Linked DNA regions of Mus musculus: regions 1, 2 and 3 are each linked to region 4. Evidence: chromatin contacts called from ENCODE POLR2A ChIA-PET data. All regions are on one chromosome and are shown on one strand. The core of a region is the stretch at or near the end of the contact, and the rest is flanking DNA. Distances in the headings are between cores, read along the strand shown.

Region 1 (2,700 bases), core at 162-2,661, 200 kb before region 4:
AGAAGATGCAGCAGTCGAACGCCTCTACCCCCATGAAAAAGGGTGCCTGCTGCCATTCATGCATCCGCAAAGAATGATGCTCCCAGAACAAGACATTCATCTGGAACATTCACAGCCGACGGCCCCTCCGGCTGGAAGCACCTGCCCACCCCCTACAAGCTGACTTCAACGATGGCCTCCTGAGCACAGGGCTTCCTGAGAAAGGCCTGGACCCAGGGCAGGGACGCGCTTCCTAAGCCTCTGGAATTCACTGTGTAGGCGTCAACCGAGGCCGCTGTCTCCTCCAGGGTGAGCCCTCCTGCACTGCTACGACTCACACTGGCAGGGGCTCCATATCTCCTGGTGCCATCTGCTTGCCATGGTGAACACTATAGTGATAAACCACGTCCATGAAGCATTTGGGTGACCGGAAACATGGCTGTGAGCCCACCCCAGGGTCCACACTCACGTCCCGCCCTCTGTGAATCAACACCATCCCTCCCCGCCCAGTCAGGGTGTCCTCCACCTTTACCAAAATGCCGTGCCCAAGACTCCAGCACCGACTCTACATCCTCCACAGGCTTACCGGACGACCCAGGGGCAAGGTTTTAAGTGACCCCTTAACCTCAGAGTGAGGGGCAAGAGTAGGGAAGAGTGAGACCACAGAAGAGGAAGCACGGAACCTAGGCAAAGTCCAGAGAGGGCACTGCTATCTGAAAAATAAAGTTGTGATTAATGTGGCCCCAAGACTTGCGCCTTCAATCTCCATGGTCCCCGCCTGGCAGACCTGACAGTAAAAACAACTTGTCTCTGCAGCCTCCTCCGGCCTCCCCTCGCACCCCGAAGTGGGTGCAGACAGGCCACACCCAAATTACATACCACCCTGGGCCAGAGCTGTCCGCCCAGCGAAGCTAAGTCCACCTTCCATAAGACCAGGCCTCATCCCCAGGTGGGTTCACAACCCCTTATCTGGAAAAAAAGGGGTCTGCTGGTTTTGTCAAGATCAAAGGCGACCTCCACTACGCACCTAGTCCTGCCCCACTGCCTGTCCTCTATGATTTCCGGGGCCTTCAAGGGCCCCCAGTCCACCCGTCTCCATCAACTGCTGCTCTGCCACTCAAGTTAGGACACTGCCCCCATGTAGGCCTGTGAAACTTGTGCCCTCCTGGACGTCAAGTGCCAGCAGACAGCAGGGATAGCCTGGTCTTGAAAGCTGCTGGTTCTTTGTGGATTGTTAAAGGCGCTTTGGAAGCTGCCTTCCACACGTCCACTGTCCCAAAATCTAGTCTCCTTTATACTTAGCCCCGCTTCTCCTCGCACCCCCATCCTAGTGGCTGCCTCTAATTCTGCCACCTCTCTCATCTGAGCCCTGAACTGGCCACTGCCTCCCCACCACTAGCCCCAAGAGCGAGCCCTCCTTGTCACTAACTCCTACAGGTGGAGGTTACAACTTTTGCTTTTATACTCTTGTGTCGCGTCACCCAAACACTGCTAAACGGAACGATTCCTCCACGGGCACTTAAAAAAAAGTTCCTCCCCGACCTAGCCACAGAGCCAAAGGAGCCCACGAGGGGCGGGTCATGGCCTCCGTCAACCGCCACTCCCTCAGATTGCTCAATGATCCTTTTCTGCTCCTAGCGGTGCGTCACAGGATGAAGGGCATATCCAAAGATGATATTTGGGCGGTGAACACCACCGGGGATAAGTAAGTCCCCTTTGCTGCTGAAGGGTAGGGTCAGCTGTTGGGGAAGAGGGTCACACCGAATGTCAGCGCTGAAGGAAAAGTACACGGGTCGCCTCAGGTCACCACGCCCCGACGAGGTCCGAAAGTAGGGCCGGCAGAAAGCCTGGAAAATTCCACTCGGTGGCGGAGGGATCTCTGCGGTGGCGCGTCAGGCGGTAGGGGTGGGGGGGTTGGGGCGGGACCGGGCGCGTGACTTCTCGGGCGTTGCCGCCGCCTGCTCGCAGGGTGACGTCAGTGCGGGCAGCAGCAGGGTGGGGGTGGGGAAGAACTATCCCAGCAGCTTGGGTGGAATGCTTAATTGCGTCTAAGGTTAATTAAATTGCGGGAAAGGTGGTTGCAAGCTATGATAAAGCAAGACTTTTGTATGGTACACATGCATATAGAATGAATGTGTGTATGTAATGTTTATGGTTGAAGAGCGCCCAGTACAGTTAAGTGATTTTAGAAAACATTTTTGCTTTTGGGTGTGGTATAGTGAGAAAAAATATTTTTAAGCTGCATTTCTCTGCGACAGTGTATGGTGGAGTTCAAGGCGTGGGTTTAATGACCACTGGGGGAGCCAGGCTGGCTGTCTACTTGGGGTGGGGTCCAGCACAGGTCCAAAAGCAAACGTTGTCCACAAACAAGGGCTTAGTGAGGGTTTTGAAAAGGGGAATTGTCACCGCCCATGTCAGTGAGGAGCTCGGACAGTCTGACAACCCCCCACCCCCACCCCACCCCGCCATGAAGCATCTACTCAGCTCTTCTGCCACCTGCCTCCACATCCCCCCCCCCCCATACTCCCCAAAATAAAAAAGCTGGTTCAAGCACGCAGAATGAAAAAGGCAGCTGGCAGAATTAACTGCCCGGAAGTCTCCTCCCAGGCTCGACACCCACTCTACAAACAAAACCACCCAGTGACAACAGGCTCCCTTAGCAACCCGGAGGAGGGAAGGAGGGGGTTGTTTTCCGGCCTCTAGCATATGGAATCTGCAAGC
Region 2 (2,700 bases), core at 51-2,550, 240 kb before region 4:
TGGGTCAGCTGCCAATGCTAGTCGTTAGGATTTTAAAAGCACCTCAGCTCAAGTCCAATGCAAAATGCTGACAATCTTGAAACTGTTATCAAAAGTCCTTTTGTCATCAAGCAAAATTAAGCTACAAGTTAAGGCTTTTAATATTCTTCTAACTCTTCAAAGGCATTCTGCCTTAACTTTTTACTTCAGTCCTAGTAGCTTTGATTGCTAGCTTCAATCTTGTATGTGGCTGTCTAAAGACTCTTCTAAACTGCTCGCTCCATCAGAAATTTGAACTTATGGCTTTAAAGATAATTTCCTTCTGACTTTATATCTTATCCAACCTTTTGGCCTCAATCTTATCTTCTTTGCCTATCTTGAATGCTGGCATCCAAAGTTGTCTTAACTTCCATTTTGTTTTTCTATCTTGCTTCTTTCTATCTTCTATTCTTCGGCTTCCTACTACCTGTGCCTTTAAGTACCTTTTCTGTCTTCTAAAGATGCTTTGTCTTCTATTTTCCTATCTTCTCTAACAGCTTTTTCTTCACCTTCCTGTATGTCTTCTTCGTCTTTCACTTCCATTTTCTAATCTTCTTTCTCCAAATACTAGCCTAACCTTTTTGTTTTTTCAAGACAGGGTTTCTCTGTGTAGCCCTGGCTGTCCTGGAACTCACTCTGTAGACCAGGCTGGCCTCGAACTCAGAAATCCGCCTGCCTCTGCCTCCCAAGTGCTAGGATTAAAGGCGTGCGCCACCATCGCCCGGCTAGCCTAACACTTCCATCTTCCCTGTTTCCAACTCATGCCTTCAAACGTACATGCGCCAGTCGAAGGATTTTTATAACGGCCGTCAACTTAACCTACTTTTCTCAATCTTTTAAAACTACACCTCATTTTCAAACTATTCTCTACAACTTTACTGTTTTAAATGCCACTTAGATTCTATTTAGGTAACCTTCGTTTTAATCTACAAGGCCGACCTTCAAACTAGAACCTTTTAGAACTTCACAAAACCTCCCTTTACAATCTCCTAAACTGCTCTGGTCAGCCTCCATTATACAGTACAAATACTTTTCTCCTCATTTCCTTTTTCAAACTGTTTAAATAAGCCTTCATGTTATCTCTTAAGATCTTCTTAGATTATTAAGACTAAGTAATATTTCGATAAGCTACTCTATTAGCTTAAGTTTAGAGTTCTAATTCTTTTTACTGCTCAATCTTTTTAATTAAAAACTTATCTGCGATTTCCTCGGGCTGAGTCTCCTGCCTCACGAGCTCAGCTGTGCTGCTCTACGCTGCTCTGCTCTCGCTGCCTGAATGCCTGACGCAGAGCCCGGAGCGCCGGTATTTATTGCAAAGGGACACGTCACTCCACCGGAACCTAGTAACCCTCCACCACCTTGGTGAAGGAAGAAAAATAGTTCCTCAGAGAGTTAAAAATAGATCCTGACTTCCAAGTTTCTAGATTTTTCTTGACGTCGTGTGGGCCTCTTGGACCTTGCTAATACAGAGAAATGTTTAGCTTGTACCAGCTAAATAGGTACAAATAGGTTTAAAATTTCTGGTCACAAGGAGAAAAAACATGAACTAATAGCTATTAAAAATGGGAGCCCCAAGTTTTTCAGATGTTTCAACACCTTTTGCGTTTTCCTGGGAGGACAGAGGGTATAGCGTATGTTGCAAGTGTTAAAACAGGCTTTCCCACAGCTTCAGCTTCCACTTCCCATTTTGTAACTCCCCGAGCGGCTGCCATTTCATGCGAAACAAGATGGAGGTCTCTCGGAAAGTGACCGGCCCTGCGAGTGGCTTCTGAGGTGGTGACACTTTGTACTGGTTTATACTGGGAATGCTCCTGTAGGGACGACCTGCAGCCTCCGGCTGCTCTCGGGGCCACTTTTCCGAGCCCGGGTACACGAGCGCTTTGGTGCTTGCCTACGTCCGCCATGTTAGGCTGCGGTCTCAGCCCAGCAAGGCCATGGTCGCTGCAGGTGAGGGCACGGCGACCTTGGCGGCCATGCCGAGCACCACCCGCACTGCGCTAATAACCGTCAGAGCCCGGCCCGTGGCGGCAAGGTCCCCAGGTCTATCTCATCGCTTCCTAAAACTACGACGGAGGGGAAAGGATGTTTTTCTCTTTCTCCCAGGACCATGGAGAAAGCGTCACTGGGCGCAGAAAGCGGGGGCCGCGCCAGGGAGGGCGGGGAGGACCGCGGAACCCGTCGCGAGGACAAAGGGGGTGGGGAGAGGCGCAAGGATACGCGGGTCGTGAGTCGCCGCCTCCCTTTGTGAGCTGCTGAATCGAGGGCTGGCAGCCGGCCGGGTTCGACCGGTTCTAACCGGTTCCAGCCGGTCTAGGCAAAGTTTCTGCTGCAGAGCCTCGCTGCGCAGGCGCGCCCCGCCCCGCCCCCAAGCGCCTTCACCACGGTGCTGGAATGACTGGTGTGGGAGCAGGGCGGCTGCGGGGGGCTGTGCTGCAGTTTCCTGGTCGCCCCTTATTGCGGCCTACTGGGCCCACGGACATGGCTTTTTTGGTCTCTATGTCATCCATTAAGTGTTAAGACACATACTTTGCTCGTACGTTTACTTTATACTCTAGAATTTTCAAAGGGAAGCGAGTCTCGGGTTGATCCCGTAAACTGGAGGCTGCCTGGATTTTTAGAAAAGCTGCTGGAGTCGTGGGAAACAGCGCCCCGGGGCGCATTGAGATCCAGAGCTCGCGATCG
Region 3 (2,700 bases), core at 92-2,591, 190 kb after region 4:
CTGGAGATTGGGGGTCAGTTCCAGTGGAGTTCCTAGCCTAAAAGAGATCCAAACTCTACCAGACCTCTGCTTCTCCCTTGGTCCTCCCCTACCTTGCTTCCTTCTGGGTACCCTGGCAACCAACAACAGCTCACCTTTGAGCAGGGGCAGTGGAGTGAGCTCTTGCTGGTTGCTCTGATAGCGGAACTGAGAAGAGCTGTGTGAGCGACGGGGCCGGGCCCTGCGGAGGGACCTGCGGGAGAAGCCATCCACCTTGTCTGGTGGTGGCACTGGAGACAGCCCTGGGGAGGAGGGGCTTGTGGGGGTGCTCGCAGGGGGCAGCTTCGTCTCCATGGCCAGTGGACAACACGGGTCAATCTTTCAGAGCCCAGGGGGCTCCTTGTGGGTCTGGAGTAAGTTGAATGAGGCCACACACACTAACTGGGACCCATCCTGTCCAGCATGTTTCAGGGGGTGGGGGAGGCACGGCCACAGTCCTGACCCCCCCAGGGCCTCTGGCAACTGCCCAGTCCTGGGGGGGCAGGTAAGGTAGAAAGGCAATGGCTCAGGTCTTTCCTGGGGATCCAGAAGAGTTCCAGTCAGGGTTCCCACGCTGGCTCTTCTGAGAAGTCAGGTTAGAAAGGTCAGCAGGAGAGACACAGAGAGCAGGTCGGTTCTTTCCAAAGACAGCCCGCGTGGTGCAGTTGCTCCCTTACTTCTTTTCCCTCCTTCCCTCGCTAGACCCCAAAACAAGGGCGCAACCATGCCCCTCCCTTCTTCCAGGCCCAAGCTCTAAAGTAGCCCCTCCCCAAATACGGCCTATGGCTACTACTCAGGATGGGGACTCTATTAGCATCCCCAGATCCTTACAGCAGTGTGACTCCAGCTCCACTAATGTCTCCTGTCTCAGTGCACTCACCCAAAAAATGAGGGTCCTGTTCTCGTGCACCCCCTTTCAGACCCTAGCATCTCTCCTCATATCCCGCTCCTTCCTGGTCTCCAAACCTCAATGTGGTATTGGGGTACACACTCACTTCTCAGAAACCCAGACTTTGGTCGCCGACCCTAGAGGTTGCCTCGGTGGAAGAGACGACGGTTCAAGGGTCCTTAGCGGTGGTTCTGCCGCTCGGGGCGCTGGGGCTGGGCGGCGGCGCTCCTGGGTTCGCTCCCAGGCTCTGGGGGTGCTGGAGCATGCCCCCAGCTCAGCCCCAAAAGGGGTCGGGCACTCGGTGGGCTCTGGGCTGGGCCCCGGCAGCACGCGACCCTCGGCAGATATCCCGGGACTCAGATCAGCGCGGTGCAGCGCAGCGGGAGCCCCGGCTCGCTGCGCACCGGCACCCGCCGCCCAGCTGCTCAGGATGACATCAAGTCACCTCCCCCCCTCCCGGCCCGCACCTCCCTCCGCTAGGGGGGGCTGCGTCAGGGAGGACTCGGGGCCTCTGGGAAATGTAGTCCCCACCCTGCTTAAAGGAAGCAACCGAACTTTACGGGTAACCTCGGAGCTAGGGGAGGAACTCAGTACTTCCGAGAAAAGCTGAGGATTTTAAAACCTGCAAGCAGACTGGGGCAGAGTCCAGCTCAGAACTGGACTCCCGAATTCTGGAAGGGACACTGTGTAGGGAAAGAAAAGGACTCGGTGTTGGAACCTGCTAATGCAAGACAGAGTCCTACCTAGCATGATGTGCCAGGCCCACAATTTGGTCTGAGCCATCTGTCCCTCAGGCCATCCTCTCTCCTCATACTCAGCCCAGATTGAAGCCGGACACTTACAAAACCCCTTGCATCCGGCGTTGGAGGGGTTAACAGTCGGGTTTGCGTTAGCGCCTGCTGGGAGGGGTGTGGTTCACTAGAGGCTCTTGGGAAATGAAGTCCATTCTCCCGGCCTGCAGTGCCCCTCCTGTCACTTACTGTCCATGGTGACATCATGGTCTGTAGTTTAAAGGGACAGCCCTGGGATGCCAAAGCAAGGAGGGCAGAAGGTGCTACCCTGGAGCTGCCCCCATCCTAAGGCACAGTACCTCCCAGCTCCTCTGGTGCCAAGATGTGCCTTGGAGAGTGGGGAGTTCTTGATCAAAACCCCATTGCTGGGTATCAAAGGCTCAGCTGTATTCCAAGAGTTTGGCATTCTGGCCAAAAGTTCCCAGCCTGCAGTCCCGGGCTCCCTTCATAGTACCTGGTCGCCAACACTCTATTCCCTACAATGACTGTGAGACCTTTATCCTGAAGTTTTACCTAGGTGACAAACTGGTCCTTGCTGAGCAGCAGGAGAGAGAGAGCAATGAGGTTGGGGGAATTGGGGTGCTTTTTGGCCCCACCCATTTATGGACCCTGGTGATCACTTAGTGCTGCAAAAGAAGTCTGTTTACCTAAGAAGTGCCCACCTTAGAGCAACAAACAGCCAAAGCCTGTATCGAGGACACTGTTCTAGAGTCTAGCACCTCAATGGATGGGTACCCAGATCAAGCGATGGCTACCCAGAGACAGTACTCCCTTTGCTCAGAGATAGCAGATCTTCACTTCCCGTTTTGCTCTGTTCTTCACCTGCCAGACAGAACAGGAACCCCTAAACTACCACTTGGCCCACCTCCAGGGCTCAGACATGGCTTCCCTCCCCCTTACTCCCTAATAATAAGCCGGGAAAGCCAGACCCACAGAGCCTCTTCCCGCCAGACCAGAACCCAGAGGCCAAGGCAGGAGGGACGCCTTGCTGCCTGTGACAAG
Region 4 (2,700 bases), core at 176-2,675:
GGCCACTATGCTCTGCTCACTACATGATTTCAGAGGTTGAGTAGACCTGAACTGAAGACCAGACAAGGGAGCCCTCCCTCGACATCTTGGGGCCAGGGAAGTTGAAGCCATAGGATCAGAGGAAATGTGGCAAGAAAAAAGGCCAACATGGACACAGAACTTAAATAAAAACAGACAGAGGAAGTAAGACAGATATATACCTGGGGGAGAGGAGGGATTGCCACAAAATGTAGGAGATTTTCAAGAATGGGGGAGGATGAGTGTGTAGGGTTAAAGGTAGCCAGTAGAAGTTCATAGCTAGCCTTATGGAGGAAGGAAAGGGGAGCCATCTCGGGATGTTAACTGTTAAAGACAACAGGTGGTGGTGAAGATGGCTGAGACCAAGAGCACAGGGCTGAGGGGCAGACAGGCACTGACACTGCTACCCTTTAATACAGTTCCTCCTGTTGTGATCCCCAACCATAATTACTTCGTTGCTACTTCATAACTGTAATTTTGCTAGTTATGAATTGTAAGTAAACGTCTGATATGCAGGATATCTCATTTGTGACCCCTGTGTAACGGTTTGATTCCCAAAGGGCTTACGACTCACAGGTTGAGAGCCAGCCACTGCCTTAAAGTCGTCTAGAATCAGTTTTCTTTCTTTTTTGACAGACAAGATGTTTAATTCCGTTGTACTGAAGGAAAGCCATTTTATGTATTTTTCTTAAGTGCTCTATCAGTAATGACAATTCTGAAAGCCCCTGTGTTATATTTTAACAACACAGTCACCTCCGGTTCTGTATTCACTGTCCGTGTTGTGACTCCCACAGTATAAATTCCTCCAGTTGATCTTCATGAATTCTTATATTTGATCCCCCCCCCCCTTAGGCCTCTGAATTCCGAGTGAGTCCGAGTTAAAAATGGGAGGAGCACCCTCTAGCTGATAAACCTGGGTAATGAGGTGTCCGCTTTCAGTTTCCATTCTGTACGCGACTATACTGCTTGTGTGAGCCCTAACAGACAGAATCAGCTCAGAACAAAGGGTCTGGCTATCTCCCAGGGATGAACACGCACGCCGACTGAGCTTTTGGGGTGTTGAAAAGTCAACGCCTTCGCACAGAACTCTCCACCCCAACCTAGAAATAACTGGCGTTCTGTTTTATGTCAGTCCGGACACGCAAGCACTGCTCCTTTTGCGGGCCCCGTAAGCATCCCCCCAGGCGGGATAGGGATCCCCGGCCTATGGACTGCGCTTTCTCAGCTGGCATCCAGCTGCCTTGGCACCCAGTCCGGGGCCACTCTGCCTACAGACCCTAGCAACCACTCACCTGCTTTTCTTTCCCTATAGGCCAGAAATTTTTCCTTTCTTTTCTCATTGGTCCGCGTAACTTTATCGCAACCAATCGGCGGTAGCCACGGGAACAAACTCACTCCTACACAACCTGCGTTGGGGGGAGGTAACCTGGGAAGACCTATATCTGTTTTCTGCACCGCTATTTTTTTCCGAGAAGCACTTAACTTCTTACCGTGTCGTAGCTATCCCTGGAATGAGGCGCTTACACATTTTATTTCTTTCATGCCTGACATAAAGTCTGGCCCTTGCTCGCTCCTGCCCCCCGTCCAAATGGCTCGGCCCGCGGAACGCCCCATCTTCCAGGCACATTGAGAGCCGGAGTCTTGGAGGAGTTTAGGGTGGTGATTCTACAACGGCGACTAGCAAGTGGCGGGCTTCAGCCCTTTCCCGCTGCTCTCCTGGTCGCGACCACACGTCACAGCTCTCGCTCGTTCCGGTTGCTCGCGCACGGGCCCCAGAAGCGCAGGCGAGATCGGAGCGCGCAAAGAGAACTTGGTACGGTCCACTCCGCCGCGCCCCGCGCCGCCGGAAGTGAGGTGTCTTACCCCCGAAGTTCCGGTTCGCAGGGGGTGGGGAGTGTTGTTAACCGGAGCGGCTGCCGCAGTCGCGGTGATTGAGCGTGCTCGCGGCGCTGGGCTCCTGGTGAGTGGGCCTGGTCCTGATTGGGGTTGGGGGGTCGGCGTCTAGGACCTTGTCCTTTGGGGTCACTGCGATCAGCCCGCCCCGCTGCGTTCGGCCGCCAGTTTTCGGCCTGTCAGATGGCTGGAGACCTTAGGCGGCGGCGCGGCCACCGTTCCAGAGGCCGGGCCCCGCCTGCGAGGTTCGCAACTCCTAGCGTTCACAGGTGCGCGACTGTGAGGCGACCTGACTGGTTCTCAGCCCCGCCGCCGCACCCTGGCGGTCGGCCGTTTCTCCGGTTCTCAGAGTGGACACTGCTGGGGGCGGGGGGGGGGGCAGGGTTCCAGACTGACGTACCCCGATGGGCGCGCGTCTGCGCTGACCACCCTGGCACAGCTGTCACTGGTTGTGTCGCCTTCTCAAGCTGTGCCCTCTGCACCTTGCCTCCTCCACCCCTGGCGGGCCCAGCGAACCTGCCTCTAAAGCCTATCATCCCAGCTCCTTCAGAGGGTCAGCGGTGGCAGCCCCCCTCCTCCTAACTTTGCCTCAGTGACTCCCTAGAGGAGGCGCCTTGGCAGACAGCGTGGAAGAGCCCTAGATTTGAAACGAGATTGATCCAAGTTCTAGGCCTTGCATCAGTGTGAGCCTCTAACCCCTTTGAGTCCTAGTTTCTCGTTTGTGAAACAGGGAGTATATGCTGTTTTGAATCTAATGGCTGTCAAGGTGAAATGAGTGTTTGCCCTTAC

What was found. ChIA-PET counts read pairs that join two places held with the same protein, here RNA polymerase II (POLR2A).
Region 1: POLR2A ChIA-PET joins it to region 4 with 13 read pairs in Patski. The contact joins the promoter of Neat1 here to the promoter of Syvn1 in region 4. POLR2A ChIA-PET finds 5 or more read pairs at or near these places in 3 of 5 experiments (Patski and embryonic stem cell).
Region 2: POLR2A ChIA-PET joins it to region 4 with 18 read pairs in Patski. The contact joins the promoter of Malat1 here to the promoter of Syvn1 in region 4. POLR2A ChIA-PET finds 5 or more read pairs at or near these places in 2 of 5 experiments (Patski and embryonic stem cell).
Region 3: POLR2A ChIA-PET joins it to region 4 with 16 read pairs in Patski. The contact joins the promoter of Ppp2r5b here to the promoter of Syvn1 in region 4. POLR2A ChIA-PET finds 5 or more read pairs at or near these places in 2 of 5 experiments (Patski and embryonic stem cell).

What each region holds. Positions count from the first base shown.
Region 1 is chr19:5,844,067-5,846,766 of GRCm38, forward strand. Neat1 (nuclear paraspeckle assembly transcript 1 (non-protein coding)) reads right to left here and starts at 1,412. Exons shown (of 1, transcript NR_131212.1): 1 at 1-1,412.
Region 2 is chr19:5,801,372-5,804,071 of GRCm38, forward strand. Malat1 (metastasis associated lung adenocarcinoma transcript 1 (non-coding RNA)) reads right to left here and starts at 1,301. Exons shown (of 1, transcript NR_002847.3): 1 at 1-1,301.
Region 3 is chr19:6,234,499-6,237,198 of GRCm38, forward strand. It overlaps Ppp2r5b (protein phosphatase 2, regulatory subunit B', beta), which reads right to left and starts at 1,342. Exons shown (of 14, transcript NM_198168.3): 1 at 1,014-1,342; 2 at 135-601. The coding sequence starts at 333.
Region 4 is chr19:6,045,151-6,047,850 of GRCm38, forward strand. It overlaps Syvn1 (synovial apoptosis inhibitor 1, synoviolin), which reads left to right and starts at 1,426. Exons shown (of 16, transcript NM_028769.5): 1 at 1,426-1,978.